Linked DNA regions of Mus musculus: region 2 is linked to region 1. The links are chromatin contacts, found by Hi-C or POLR2A ChIA-PET in ENCODE. All regions are on one chromosome and are shown on one strand. Each heading gives the region's core, a stretch centred on a gene start or an enhancer-like site at or near the end of the contact. The rest is flanking DNA. Distances are from core to core; before and after follow the strand shown. Region 1 holds the start of Paxx (non-homologous end joining factor). Region 2 holds the start of Traf2 (TNF receptor-associated factor 2).

Region 1 (7,742 bases), core at 2,649-5,148:
ACAAGGTCTGTATGTCTGTGTGCATCTACGGAGGAGGCTGGAGATTCTACACACCCTCCTTTCCCGCTCCCATCACCGACGCCCTGTAAACTAAAGCACTCAGTCCCCTTGTGAAGGCCAACAGGAGACCCCATGACAGCTGTGCATGGGCAATGTCCTCAGCTCACCGGGGCTGCCTGAAAAAGCAAGGCAGATCTTGGGGTTGAGCACCTTCAAGGGTCACTGGTGGCTCGGGTGTGGAGATCTTTCTCCCCAGGCCAGGTGGCAGATGACAGGAGAGAGAAGCAACCTTCACCAAGAGTGCCCTAGCCAGGCAGTTCAGCAACCCAGGTAAGGAGTTTGGATGGCCAAAAGATTGTCATTTGGCAGCAGGGAAAGAAGTGGGGTGGGGAAGCTCATTGTGTAGGCTGCGGGACTGGGGTGGCCATCTTGGGAAGTGTCCCAGGGGTGGCTTCTATGTTGGGGAGCTTCCTAAGTAGGCAGGCATCTTTGAGTCCTGACCAGCACCCACCTTTCACTATTAGTCATGACCTAGAGTAGCATCCCTGTGCCCTTCATGGACAAACCAGAGCTTCTGCTGTGATGTACTTCAAGACAGAGAAGCAACACTCTCCAGTCGTTGGCAGAGGAGCTGGTCCTGATAACCCCCAGTACCAGACACAGGCTCCTTCTCCTGGAGCAGTGTCCCCAGCCTGGGTGGGAGTACTGCCCAGGACACATCTCATCACCTGCTCACTCATGGAGAAAGAAACTTTGTTTCTCAGAGTGTCTTCTTGAGACTTCCATGCTTATGAGTCTGTAGCAGGCTGGCCAGGTGTCTAGGCCAAGTGAGGGGCCAGAATGCCCAAGTCAGTACACACAAGAGACTATCACTGGCTGAGGGTGGAGGACTTAGGGAAGGGACAAAGGCATTCATGAGATCTGCTTTCTCAACAAATCAGTGTGTTGGGCACAGATGAGTGTCCTCAGAGGTCCCTCCCAATGCCCCACTCTAACACCAACATAGAACTACATTGGGCGTGGTTTCCAGCATGGAGAAGGCAGGGAGGCCTGGCCACCATAGCTTCAAACAGCTACCGTGTTCCTCCAGATCCTTACTGCCCACTTTCAGTAATGTTTGGGGAGTTTTCAGTAATGCTCCACCTGCTCCTTGTATTGGGTCCAGCCACCTGCGGGGTCAGTTGGCTCATGATGCCTCTATGCTGAGTCTTCACCCAAAGAGCTCCCTGTTTTTCTCTACAGCTCCCCAGGCACAATAAACACTTTGGTGAGGCTGACAGAAGCAGTGTTTCATAGGGGAGTCAGAGAGTGGGTGGTGGGTGGCAAGGCCTGTCTAAGTCTGGAAACCACATAGGCTGGGTCCTTTAGGGCAGTACCTTCAGGGAAAGGACTATACCTTAGTTCTTCGTGGGAAGACCCAAGGTGCCTAAAGGCCCTTCTTGGACCCTGTAGTCCCCAGCATCTAGCCTAAGAGTATGATACGGCTGGTTTAGCTGCCCAGAAGCTCCCGCTTTGGAACAGCAATTACATGAGGCAAGCCACATTCCACCCTGTTCCATGTGTGCCCTGGGTCCCGGGAGCCACTGTAGACAGATTCAGCTTTCAAGTACATCAAATAGAAGGTCACTGAGATGCCTCTAAAGGTAAAGGTACTTGCTACTAAGGCTTATGACCTGAGTTTGATCCCTGGGACCTAAGGATGGAAGAAGAAAACTAACTGCCCTTTGACTTCTGACCTCTGTACCATGACACACATACACCCACTCACAATAAAATGAATAGAAATGCTTAATAATAATAATAATAATAATAATAATAATAAACTGAGGGAGGTGCTCACATTGGCTCTGGTCTCTACTTGCACATATGTGTGTACATGTGAATATGTAGAACACACACACAGGAAGGTAAGTGTATTATTTCTGTGTTTATACTGGACACAGTATAACTTGTTTGGCTTTTGTGTGTGTGCTAGGACCCTGTTGTGTACTCCTGCTGAGCAGGTACCTGGGATCCTTGGGCTTCAGCCTTTCCATCTGGATTTACAAGTGTGTTCCACCACGCCCTGAAGTACCAATGTTTGAAGAGACAAAATTGTCCCGAAATGTTTGAGGGTATAGTTCAGTGACACCTGTAATGTGAATATTATGCAAAAATTAATAAAATAAAATAGAATTTAATAAAAATATTGATTGTAAATTTGTCAAAATGTTGATAATTCGTCCATCTGGGGCTCATTATGCTGTTATTTCTGCTTTGTAGTCGGTTTAAAGTTTTTCACTCAAATTGGTAAAACAAACAAAACAAAGCAAACAAACAAAACCAGCAGCTCCATGGGAGGCTGAGAAACAAATCCTTGCAGACTTTAGCAGCCTAGAACAAGAAGCAGCGATATCTCCAGGTCCTTAAGGTCTGGGACAGGCCCCTCGAGTGGAAGAGGATGCCGTTCACCATCTCCCAGACCTGAGGCCTGGACAGGACTCTGCTTCCTGGCTCTGGCTCTGGCTCTGGCTCTGGCTCTGGCTCTGGCTCTGGCTCTGCCTCTGGCTCTGCCTCTGGCTCTGCCTCTGCCTCTGGCTCTGGCTCTGGGGCTCTGGCTCTGACTCTGGCTCTGGCTCTGGCTCTGGCTCTGGCTCTGGCTCTGGCTCTGGCTCTGGCTCTGGCTCTGGCTCTGGCTCTGGCACAGGCAGGCCTCCATACTTTAATATCAAAGGTTTTCCTGGGTTGCCTTGTGCTGTGGTGAGCAATGCAGTAGGGATGGGAGAAATGACAGACATCATTTCTGCCATATTCCAGTGGCTAGAATAGAAGCAAGACCTTAGATGCAGCTTCTAGGAGGGGGTCAGACAATGGTGGAGATGCAGGCAGACATCAAGGCTGAGCCAGAAACTCCTAAAACCAGGATGTACGGTACACAGTGAAAAGCAGGGAAAGTAAGACATGGGAGAGAGGGATGGAGACTTGAGCAGAGGTGAAATGTTCTACATGGATCCTCAAGAGGACACTTTCAAAAGAACTACAGGTAAGTACACCCGGCTGGAGACAGGCAAAAACCCATGCACGCAAAGGCTCTAGTCCGGAGCCTCAGCAGGGTTGAGCAAAACTAGAGGAAAGTGGGAATTGAGTATGTTTGGCTGATGGCACTTTTCAAATGTTAGCACAGTTCACCAAGTTACTAACCACTCTCACCATGGTTCTCATAGGTTCATGCTAGCCCTCTTCCACAGCCTTGGGAAGACTTCTGTTCCCATCAGGCCTCCTCCTGAGCACACCCTTTGCTGGGCTCCATTCTCTGCAGGTGGCATCAGCCCCTACTATGCAGGCCCTGTGTGGATTCTCATGAGCATTTGCTGCAGTGTGAGTGCTGTCCTGTCGGACTAGTCATCTCTCCCATTAGATCTCAGGTTCCAGAGACCTCCTGTTGGTGAAGGTGTCCTCAGGGCTGACAGGTATCACACAGAGGGTGGTGACTCAGACAATGGGAGGGTATTGCCCGGGAGAAAACTGCATCTCCAAACGTTTCCACATGTACTGTACTTACTCTTGTATTTTGGTTTGTTACAACTCAGCTTTAGAAAGAGATGTGTTTATATCTAAAGTGACAGGAAGGGACAAGTGACCAACAGTTTGGAGGCCCTGCAGTACAAGCCCTTGGGGGATAGATAGGAAAGAAGACCGGCATTGAAGAGCGGCAGATATGTTGCTAAGAAGGACCCAGAAAAGCGGAAGAGCACAAGGAGTGAGACCATAGTAGATCTCTGTTTGGATGCAAGGGCCAAAGAACAGAGCCCAGAATAGCACTGAGTAGCTAATGCGCTAAGCCCCGCCCTCCGAGTGCTTCCCGCCCCGCCCCACGTGCTAAACCCCGCCCTTTAGTCAGCCTCTTACTTAATGCCTGGTACCCGGAAACAATGTCAACCTTGAGTACCGCCCATCGCCTCGTCCTTCCGTCCCTCCAGAAACCAGAAGTTCCGCCGCCGAGCGAACACCTTAGATTGTGAGTCACCGAGTTTGTACTTCTGCGCAGGCGCCCTCAGCCCACATCTAACTTGGCTCCTGCGGCGAGACCGCCCTGCTGTCATGGCTCCTCCGTTGTTGTCGCTGCCGCTTTGTATTCTGCCGCCGGGTTCGGGCTCCCCCCGCCTGGTGTGCTACTGCGAGCGGGATAGTGGTGGAGACGGGGACCGCGACGACTTCAACCTCTAGTGAGTGGAGTCTAGGGATGTGGGGTGCGGGAGCATAGCGGGCACGGTGCCTGACAGCCCCTCCCACCCAGTGTGACGGACGCCGCCGAGCTCTGGAGCACCTGCTTCTCGCCTGACAGCCTGGCGAGGCTCGTGAGTAACAGTGCTGGGGATAGGAGACAGCTGGTAGCTTGCCACCCTCCCCCTCCCCGTGGCAGTGGTTCTAATAGCATTTCCAGGGTAGGGCAGTTTGGAATGTCCAGTGGGTCCAGGGTCCTGGGCGGGGTTAGTGACAATTCCTTGTTCCCAGCAGAAAGCCCGATTTGGCCTAAGTGGGGCTGAAGATATCCATTCCCGGTTCAGGTGAGTTCCAGTTAGGGAGGCCATGTGAATGAGAAGCTTGGGGTAGTGCTAACACATCCTGGCCATAACACACATCTCCCTCCTTAGGGCAGCCTGCCAACAGCAGGCAGTAACTGTAAGCCTGCAAGAAGACAGAGCATTGATAACCCTTTCAGGGGATACCCCTGCCCTGGCCTTTGACCTCTCCAAGGTGCCCAGCCCGGAGGCAGCCCCCAGGCTGCAGGCTTTGACTCTCAGCCTGGCAGAGCATGTATGCAACCTAGAGAGGCGGCTGGCAGGTACTGTATGTGTGGGCACCTGTACCTTCCCTCAGGGGCATGCTTTTGCAGACCCTCCTGGCATTGAGTGAGATGCCACGACTCTCTCTTAGCTGCAGAAGAGACCATCACTAGCCCCAAGAAGAACACCCAGCCAGCAGGCACTCAGTTCTTACCAGGTAAGGGGTGGGCCTGGCATGTGGGCTGGGGCTGCTCTTTCTCTGGAACTGCCTCTCCAGATGTCTCATGGGAGAATCTTTCCATGTGGACAGAGTTCTGGCCAGGGTTCTTTGGAGTTCAAGATTTCCCTGATCCTATTTTCTGGCAGAACTTGATCACCAGAGAGGCAGCTCTGGGCCTGGGGTCAGGAGACGGTGTCCAGGGGAGTCTCTCATTAACCCTGGCTTCAAAAGGTACTTGCCACCTGTCTCCCCTGCCCTGGTCCCTTCCTTTTCTTCTATGTATTTACATACTCTTGTCTTCTAGTAAGAAACCAGCTGCTGGTGTAGACTTTGATGAGACCTGAGGACAGCAAAGCCTGTTACTTGGCCAGGAGCCTGCCTGCAAGGAAAGGGGAGATCTAGGACCCCCTAATCAGAGACACCCCTTGCTTCACTTCCCCTGTGGTCCTGCTGTTGGGCAAAGGTGCCTCTCATCCCTTCTCCGTCAAATAAACTGCTCCCTCGGGGAGAGATGCTAGGCCAGACTTGAGTTGTGAAGATTGGCCTTGGGGAGGGGGCACGAGAAGACCCCTCTGGTGTACTGTGGAGCCCTGGGAGGCAAACAGATGCATCAGGCTCTCGGCATCCAGGAGGCTCTCCCGCCTAGGTCTTAAGGCAGGCAGCAGAGCTTTCTCAGACCTACTGTGTTGATTCTGCGTGGCCAGCACAGAAGCTGAGAGCGTCCTGGTCTGGTAGAGCCAGAACTCTCTAAGGCTTAGATGTCCCACACTTGCAAGCCCCACCCAGGTAGCACAGAGGCGTTGTCTTGGAGGCCACCAGAGGGCATTAGACAGTAGAAGCCCCTTATAGGAGATATGGTTGGCCCACAGTCTGTGGCTGGACTGAGGAATGGAGGCCTGCCCCCACCCACTTGGCCAGGATCCCAGAGGCTGAGCTTCATGGGGCTCCCCACCCTCCTTGGCCATCCAGGGCACCCCGCCCAGCTCTGGCCTGACTGGTTTGGGAGACTAATCCAATCCCCTAGATCCCTGATGCCTCCGTGCTGGGGCAGCTGTAAAGGGCCCCAGGCCTTTGTTCCACACCATGGAGGAGGGTGAATTGTGCTTTGTCCAGTGGACTCTCTTGTCTTCAGCATTTGGGGACACCACCTTTAACTATGTTTCTCACCATAGGGTTGAGGTGGTGTAGTTGTGGGTCTCTGGCCATTTGGACGTTCAGGACACAATTACTTGGGGCAGAGATGCTTTATGGGGCTGCAGATGAGTGTATGGAAGTAGTGGGGCTAACGGGGGTGCACAGCAGGCTGGTAGGCAGCCAGGATCTCTGCGCTGTGTGGACACGTATACTTGAACTCCTTCTTCTGCAACGCACTGTCCAAGTAGCGACGAACGCAGGACAGTTCCGCGGGGATGGGCAGCTGGCGGAAGTGTGCACACACGGTCTGTGGGTGCAGCAGAGCGTGGTGAGGGTCTCACTCGATGGCCCCACACCCACACCCACACCCTACCCGCTGGTCCCTCACTCACATCCACAATGTGCAGCTTGGGTAGTAGACTGCAGTCAGCCAACGTGAACTGGTCACCATCGAGAAAGCGGCGGTGGGACTCACGAAGATGTGGCTCCTGTGCCAGTTCGTGGTCCAGTGGTGCACGCAGGTAGCTGTCCAGCCTGGTCAGGGCCCGGAGCAGCTGCTGATACAGGGCTTGGGGGCAATGATAACCATGAGGACTCTGTCTTGACCTTGGGTTAGCCCTCCTGCCTGGACCTGCTGGCCTGTGTCTCACCATTGTCCTGTGTAGGCACTGGGTTCTTGATGAAGGCAGAGAACTTGTGGAAGATGTCATTGCCCGCTGTGTTGGACTCCCTGTACCTGGGTGCCAGGCTAGGGAAGCTATAGGTGTGAATAGTTTGAGAATTCCAGTCAGACCCTCAAGTACACTGTGCCTCAAAGCACCCTTCCTAGGCACTCTCCCAGGTGTCCCCCAAGGAGGTCCCATCTTTGCCCTCCTGCCCACCCCATCAGATGCTCACTCAGGTGGCCCCAACGTCTCCTCCAGAAACTCCTCGATCTGCAGTGTGTCTGTCTTGACATCCCCATCGTACAGCAGGATGGGCAGCTGTGAGCCTGGTGCGAAGTCCTTCAGCACATCCAATGCCCTGTGAACACCAGGCAGAAGGGAGGTGGCTGGCCCGAGGTGGGCAGAGGCCAGGGAAGGGTCCAGGGTGGTGTCTCACCTTCGAGTGTCCACTGTGGTGAGTGTGAAGGGCACACCCTTGAGGAGTAGGACCATGAAGAGCCGCTGACAGGAAGGGCAGTGTCCTACGCTCTCGCCATCCTCACTGGCCTGGGTGGGTGGAACAGAGGTGTCAGGCTCTGAGCAGACCCAGGAATCCTGACACCTGGCTGGGTGGAGCTCTGCCTCCCACTGCCATTGGCTCTGGAGGCAGGCTAGGGCTCTGGCCTGGTTGAGCATGGCATCTACAAGTGTCTAGTGAGGGCCCTTGAACTGATCGCTGGAATGGGGAGGACAAAAGAAGTTGGGAGCTTAGAGGCCTAGGCTTGGGGTCCTGCCAGAGGGTTCCAGTCACAGAGACTGGCTGCAGGGTGGGGCAGGCCAGAGATTCATCCTCTAGTGATTAACCCACACAACTGGGTATTGAGGCTAACAGCTCAGGGAAGGGAGGGAAGAGACCAAAGAGGAGGCCAGGACCTGCTCCCACTCAGATCTGAGCACTGGCCTGATAGCTAAAAGGGC
Region 2 (7,742 bases), core at 3,529-6,028, 86 kb before region 1:
TACTTCTGATGCTGGTGGTAAAGGCTGATATGCTTGGAGGACCTACGGAGAATATGGTATGGAGGGGCAGGGACACCCAGCTGTGACAGGAGCTGTAGACAGGAGACCCTGGGACCTCTTTTGTGTTGAGTTACAGCTGTGAGTCACCACAGGCATCTCAGACATGTGGATGAATGGCCTTGGGACTCCAGTTGCTGGGTCTGAGTGTACGGAGAACCGGTGCAGGTGGGTGGGTCACTGTGAGCCTGCCCTGTGACATCCCAGTCACCTGTCTGATGCCAAGATTCTGCCCATGGCCCATTCAGTGTTCCCACGCCACTTTCCTCTCTGGCCAACAGGTGGCATACTTGCTGTTTTCTGGGAAGTTTAGGAAGACCTATGCTCTCTCTGCCCATCATCTGACAGCCAGCCAGATTGAAGGATGGATGTCACGGGGCCCTGGACCACATGGGCCACAGTTCATAAATGCTCCCATTACATCTTGTACAGATGATGGGTCTGTGGTCGTGAGAACTCAGGATCACCAGGAAAGACAGCAGCTTCATCCTGAGGCTCTAAAACCTGAAGACGGTCTAAGGCAAACGCAACAAGGGTAGTAGTGCTTGATGCAAAGGCTTTGAAGCCAGGCTGGGCCTTTCTCTCTGCCTGGGGTTGGTGGCATGTGTGCTGAAGATGTGACACATTGAAGCAGGTTGGAACCAAGTGATCTGCCAGAGCGTGCTGGGGTGGGCTATGATGACTGGACAGGACAAGTGTGTACAGTAACATGTATGTGGAGGTCAGAGTACAACTTTGGGTGTCGTTCCTCACCTTACACCTGGAGACAGGGTCTCTTGTTTGACACTGCTAACTTAGGCTGGGCTAGCTGGTTTGTAAGCGTCCAGTAATTCTCATCTCTGCTTCCTGTCTTGCATAAGGCACACAGGACTACAGCGGTAAACTACTGCATCTGGCATTACACGGGTCCTGGGGGTCTGAACTCAGGTCCTACCACTTGCACGGCAAGCATCTTACCTACTAAGCCATACAGAGCTCATCACTTACCCTGCATTCCTGTGCCTCCAGAGACTCCCTCATTCCTGCTGCCAGGAGGACACTGGTCTAAAAGTACTCACTATGAAGTGAACATCACTGCCTGATGAACCCCTAGAATGGCCCCCAAGGAGCCATCCAGAAAGGCCCTCAAGTCTCCTGTATTCCCCAGGCAGTTGCATGAGTGCAGGCGATTTGCGAATTAATACTGGCATGGGCCTTTCTGGAAAGCTCTAGCCAGCTGACTGCAGAGTAAGTGTGGAAACTGTCTTCTCTCGGAAGCAAGCATGGGGCTGGACTTTAGATGCCCGAGGAAAGGGAACACAAGAGTAAACTCTTGAGGTGAGTGGACACGGCACCTCTGGGACCACTGTCAACACCAGAGGAGCATCCCCTGTGCAGGATACTGTGAGGGACCATGTCAGCCTTTCCGCCTCCTGTCCCTGGCACAAACTGGGCTCTGTCCCAAAAGGCAGACTATCTGAAGTGAGGTGAGGGGTCCTAAAGGGACAGCTCAGCCTGGAGGTCCGAGTGAGCAATCAGAACCAGGCACCCCAGTGCACAAGCCACACCAAAGAGGCAAGAACAGCAAAGAGAAAGACAGCAGGGAACCACGTTGCCCAAAGGGCCACAGTTTGCTTCGAGAAGCCTTCGGACAGGGGTGGGAGGAGGGTCACACTGGAAGCTGACTCCTCAGAACCAGTGGGAAGCTGCCTAGTGTCCTGGTCTTGGCCAAGTCAAGGCAGCTGGTGTCCATTACATCGGCTTTGATTTATAGTCAAGCCCACAGGCCCTCAGCTCACAACATTGTGACCTAAGACAGCAGCTTTCTCTTTAGTACCCTGGCACCTGGGTACAGTCACATGCCTCCAGGTCCTGCTGTCAGTGGTTCTTGGCTGACGCTAGTTCTCAGGGAGTGAGCAGGTGCTGTGTGGGTCCTCCTGAGTCTGCCCAAGGGACACCCCAACCTCTGCCTCGCCCTCAGTGGCTGTCTTGCTGAGTAACTTTTGCTTTCTTTTTAGCAGGAAGAAACCCACATGGGAATCCCCAACAATCACAGTGACTCACCCATTTCCCAGCCAGTGAGTGAAATGAGTCCCCAGGATGTCACCCAATTCTGTACTGGTGGGTGGGGCAGTGAGAGCACCTCCCATTCTCTTGATCTGGTCTAATTCTGGTACACACTCTACAGACCAGCCCCTCTCATCCCCTCCCCCAAAGAGTGCACATAAAATCTCCAAGTAGAAAAGTCTAAAGTGACATTTTTGTGGCAGCAGGTGTTGTACTGGTAGGCTATGGTTAAGGTTGTTATGGCAACGATGGTCTCTGGCTCTGTTGCCTTTAAGGTCTGTGGGCACAGTTGCCAATGAGATCTTTGGTGGATGTGGGTGAGGGAAGGTCTGGAGCATGGAGCACACCTGCATTTTGCCCTGAGGGAGCAGATGCTCTCAGCGAATGAGCTTACGTTCAGGCTAGCTTCTCAGGCTCCTCGGGGCTCTCAGGAAACACCTCCTCCCACTGGTAAAGAAGGCTCCACAGGTGTGGACTCACTACCGTGAATAAGCCCCAAAGGCTCCAGGAAGCTACGTGACCCAGCAGTTGCCTGAACTTCAGCAGAAGAGGACAACTTTGCTGTCCTATGGGTGGGATTCCTGATTCAGTTAGGGGAATTCCAACTTCCACAGGAGCAAGGGTGTGCAGTCAATGTGGTTGGATCAGCAGTGCCTGCTGCAAGCAGCTCTTGTCCCAGAACAGTTTTCATAGCTGCAGGATCTCACTTGGACTCCCTCGGCTCCCAGAATCCTTGCAATCTTCATTAAACTGCTACCAGAGTTATTAGGGTCAGAGCCTGTTTTGGCATCCCGAACAAGCCCTGCTCAATCATTTGTCCTCAATAAGCTAATCAGAGGTGAACTTTACCAGTGAAAAGCAGAAAAGATCTATTCAATGTATCCATACTAGAAAGAAAAACAAAGAGATTCAATGACACAGCCTTCACCATATCTACCTTCCAGCTCCTGGATGAAGTAATTAACTTCAAGTAGAGGCTGGAGGTATGCATCACTAAGTAGGCTGGGTCAAGGTGTGGTCCTGTCCATCACTGACCCATCATTGTCTGAGCTCGGCTAGCCTGCAAGATGGCCTGAAGCTGCACATCTCTTCCCAGGAGACAAGTTTCTTCCTCGGTTGGCCCCAGGCTTCAGCCTTCTTTCTCCTTCTGAGACTCCTGGAGAATAATTAAATTTCCTGGGGTACATTGTTTCAAGAGACTGGTTGCCAAAGAGAAGAGCATAAGTATCTCTTAAAGTCAGTTACAGAATGAATGCAGGCAAGACACAGAGGGTAGAGTGCAGAGGTGTCCATCCTTCCACACTGTGATATAACAGCTACAAATGTTGGGATGCTATCCTGGGATACATGCTGTGGGTTGGACACCCCTGATGGTGAGCTCTAAATACTTTGTGTGTATATACATATATGTGTATGGTGTTGTTTATATGTGGTTATGTGTGTAGCGTGTGTGTGTGTGTGTGTGTGTGTGTGTGTGTGTGTGTGTGATGTCTAGAGATATATAGAGATATGTGTCAGCATATATATATATTTTTTTTCTTTTTTGCAGGAAGAGATGACTCAGGAGTTAAGAGCTCTCTCAGAGTTCTGAAGTTTGGTTTGGGTCCCAGCTCACAAGAGCCTGTAACTTTTTTTTTTTTTTTAAGATTTATTTATTTATTTTATGAGTACACTGTAGCTGTCTTCAGACACACATCAGAAGAGGGCATCCGATCCCATTACAGATGGTTGTGAGCCATCATGTAGTTACTGGGAATTGAACTCAGGACCTCTGGAAGAGCTGTCGGTACTCTTAGCCACTAAACCATCTCTTCAGCCCTGAGCCTATAACTTTTGCTCTAAGGGATACAATGGCCTCTTTGTATGGAATCCCTGGATACTTCACTCATGTGCACAGACATACATACTTATAATTTTTTTAAAATACCTTTTTAACAGGACTGCAGAGATGAGAATAGACAATTGTCAGAGGTGTACAAATCTACATGTTGACGTAGACTCAAGTCTCCAAACATAAGCTTTCTTGGGGGACATTTCCCTGTTCATGTGGTTGAAGGTGCTCTTGATGAATCCTTCAAACTTTTTTAAAAACCTTTTTATTGGTTCATTGTGCATTTCACATCATGCACCCCATCCCACCCATCTCCCCCTCCCCTTGTACCTGCCTTTCATCCTTGCAACCTCTCCCACAACAGATGGAAAAAAATCTCGTCGCGGAAGCTGTAGTATGTCAGTTTGTTCCACAGTATACCCTTTTGTCTACACTTCTTTGTTCGCAAATATTCATTGAAATGTTAACTCTTTAAACTTTTAAATTACACTTATTCGTCTATTTGTGTGTATGACTAAATAATGCATAAACCCCTGCTCTCTTTCCACGATGTGGACCCAGGGCTCGAACTCGAGTTACATTTGGTGGCAAGTGACTGCAAGTGACTGACGTCCACGAAGAGAGGCTCAAGGCAGCTTCCTCAACAACCTTGCTAGGAACCGGAGAAACCGGCTTAGCCCCCACCCCCTGCGCCGCTCTGACTAATCACCGCTCTCTGCGGTTCCGTGCTCGTTCCTGGTAGGTTCCTGCTTCCGTCTGTCAGCGGGCAGAGTCAAGGCGGCCTATTTGACAAATCGACGGCCGCTGCTGCTCCCTGTGAGCTCCTGGTAGGCGCGTGCGTCTGTCCGTCAGACGGGGCGGGCCGCGGCAGCGGGGGTGTTTCCCGGCGAGCGCTGAGTTCCGGGCGCGCGAAGACCGTTGGGTGAGGCGGCGCGGATCTAAGCGGGGGGTCTACTCTCAGCGGCGGCCGGGCTGGGGTCAGGCGCGGGGTGGGAGTGGCGGTTGGGGGTCAGATGCGGGGCCGCCGCTGTCTGGGTGAGGTGGGTGGGTAGACTTTTCGGAGCCGCGGAGCCGGAAACTGAAAGTCGCGGGAGGGGGGCCGGAAAAGTTCGCGACGTCCGCAGCGGTGCTTGGCTGCGCGCCTACCGCGGTGGCTCGGGGTTACAGCAGTACGGTCCCTGCCCCAGATCTCGGTCCGGCATCGCGCCCGAGGGACCCACGAGCCCCACTTGCCCTTACTGGCCTTGAGCGAATACCTGGTCTCCCAGGCCACTTTTACCGCTCACCTCCCACCCACTTATGCTTTTTGGATGGGGCAGTCAAATTTGGTCTGCCAAATTTACGTCGCCTTTTCTGACACCCGGCTACACAAATCACGGACACCACCTCCCCCATAAGGCCTCTTCCCTGTTGGTGGTTTACCTTCCCTGTCCTCCTTTATTTTTTCAGATCTCACCTTTCTGCCCCTCAGAACCTCTGTTTCTCTGGAAACTATCTTGCTTTTTGTAAAGTAGTCTGGCCTCGAACTACTGAGTGCTGGGATTAAAGGGCCTGCGCCACCACCGCCCTGGAAACTATGTTGATGGGATAGATGCATATGTGTCAGGGTGTGGAGACTGATCCCAGGGCCCTTAACCTCCTGACGCCTGCCTAATGGAGGTTGGACCTAGTGTATATTCCACATGATGGACTTGAAGCCCTGAGTAGGTGGAAAGGACATGAGATTGATTAGAACTCACAGACGTACTCCCAGCGGGCCCCAAAATCGGAGAAACAAACTTTCAGCTCCGTGGACACAATGCAATGTCATCATTGTCTTGTGTGCAACTCACTAGCTTGGCTACCAGTCCCCCAGAGAAGTCACAGTTGACCTTGCCACCACGGCCCCTTCCTGCCTGCGTAACTGACTGAGAAAGGTGGTATTTAGTGACCCAAAGTTAACTGTTATCAGGTGGAGACCCCAAGCAATCTCAAATTGATGTTTAAGTCTTAAAAATTAACTTTATTGCTGAATACTTAATGATGGATTTATAAATACTTGAGTTTTAAAAGCTGAAGGAAGGGTTGTTTTTTATCAAGCCTTGTGTGTACATCTGGAAGGCTGAGTGCTGTCAGCAGTTGTGTCTCTGGTCTGAACTGGTGGCTCCTTGCCTGCCTAGCAGGTCTGTGAGGTGTTTACCTGTTGGCTGTTTTTTTCCCTGGGACCCTCTAGTCCGTACCTAAACTGACTATTCTCTGACAATACAGGCTGCCTGGAACCCTGTTACTCTTCTCCTGTTTGCCAGTCACCATGGGCTCCTCAGGAGATTCTCCACTATGTCCACACACCTGAGCAAGGGCCATGTGCATTCATAACCTAGTCTCACTGGCTCCTGGGCTGCAGCACACTGAGCACTTCCAGTCAGAGCTCTCTGGGAATCCCTGCTGTGGTTCCTCCTGCACCCATGAAGTAGCAGCAGGCTGGACAGCACAGAGGACATGGCAGCAGCCAACTTGGAGAAAACCTTCTTCCAAGAAGGAGATGCTTCCTGCCTCTCCTCTCACTACTGTTTTCTGAGAGTTGGTTTGGGGTTTCCTTCTTGACAGTGGGGTGTCAGGCCTCCACTTCCCATGTGGTTGCTACATGGATTGTCAGTGTAGCTTGGCAGGTGGGTTTCATGGGGTGGGAGCTTTTACAGGCATGGACAGGATGACCTGGAGAAGAAAGAAAAATCTAGAAAGAGTTGTCCATAGATCCTCCAGATTATGCCAAGGATGGGCTGTGCGGCTTCCAGGCTTATGCTGAACATCTGTCCCTGTGTACTGGCCTTGCCCCCTTTACATAGAGGGTTGGAGACAGCTTGGATGCCACACTGGACATCCATCTCATAATTGTAGTGTGCTCGCCCTGTTCATGTCCATAGAGGAGGAGACACGGTGGCTGCTGCATCTAGGATCTGGGACCCAGGTGGGCAGTGGAGTTAGTATTTGGGGCAGGTTGTAATTTTGGTGGATGGTTCAGCTAAAGAAAGTCAAGGATTTGGAACCTGGACATAGTCTTAGGGTTGCCGTGCTCAATTAGAGCACAGGGCATGGGTTGTGAGAGGAGGTGAGTTTGTGACAGGCTGGACAGTTGTGTTGCACAAACAGATTCTGTGCTGTGTACCTACTATCACTTTATGGCATTACCAGCTGGGCCATCTAGTTATTGATGTGGCTGCAGCCGTCAGTAAAGGATCCAGGAGGGGAGAGCTATAGAAGCTGGCATTCCTCCTTCCTCTCTCTAGCTCTGCACTCCTTGTCTTCTGACGGCCAGTACCTGGGCTTATGTTGGGCATGGTACAAACCTGTAAGAACTGATGGGAACCAGGGATAGGGAAGACAGGTGGAGTTGGGCAGCTGTAGCTTTAATGACCAGAGCTGGGAAGCCATTGAGGTTCTGAGCTGAGTAGGCCCAGACTTCATGCTGTGATAAAGGTCCCTCTGACTCAGGAGACCACAGTAGCAGCAAAGAAGCTATGCAGTCAGAGCTGGAGCTGTCCGTTCATTATGTTTGAGTGTTGAGGTTCTAACAGAGCCCTGGTGCTACACACAAACACACACACACACACACACACACACAGAGGGAGAGGGAGAGATTCCAAATCTGTTATTGCTAGGCATGTGAGATTGAAGCAGAAGAGATTGCTAAGGGGCATATCTGGGAGGATAGACATGGAGTTTAAAGCCCTACTGTGTGTTGTGGCCTTTTTCTTTTTTTTATTTATTTATTTTCATTTTATGTATATGAGTACACTGTAGCTGTACAGATGGTTGTGAGCCTTCATGT

The links. A loop is a pair of places that touch in the nucleus more often than their neighbours do. ChIA-PET counts read pairs that join two places held with the same protein, here RNA polymerase II (POLR2A).
Region 2: a loop to region 1 is called in a map of T-helper 17 cell, with 1.8 times the contacts of the local background. The contact joins the promoter of Traf2 here to the promoter of Paxx in region 1. A Hi-C loop is called at or near these places in 1 of 37 maps with a recorded cell type or tissue (T-helper 17 cell). POLR2A ChIA-PET finds 5 or more read pairs at or near these places in 3 of 5 experiments (Patski and embryonic stem cell).

What each region holds. Positions count from the first base shown.
Region 1 is chr2:25,457,250-25,464,991 of GRCm38, reverse strand. It overlaps Paxx (non-homologous end joining factor), which reads left to right and starts at 3,898. Exons shown (of 7, transcript NM_153557.1): 1 at 3,898-4,205; 2 at 4,277-4,337; 3 at 4,498-4,547; 4 at 4,635-4,825; 5 at 4,918-4,983; 6 at 5,133-5,217; 7 at 5,291-5,504. The coding sequence starts at 4,081. The coding sequence ends at 5,330. Clic3 (chloride intracellular channel 3) reads right to left here. Exons shown (of 6, transcript NM_027085.3): 2 at 7,222-7,331; 3 at 7,018-7,143; 4 at 6,771-6,877; 5 at 6,513-6,688; 6 at 6,220-6,427. The coding sequence ends at 6,269.
Region 2 is chr2:25,543,976-25,551,717 of GRCm38, reverse strand. It overlaps Traf2 (TNF receptor-associated factor 2), which reads left to right and starts at 4,778. Exons shown (of 11, transcript NM_009422.3): 1 at 4,778-4,856. Gm35476 (a long non-coding RNA gene) reads left to right here. Exons shown (of 4, transcript XR_866044.3): 3 at 339-2,114; 4 at 3,653-3,793.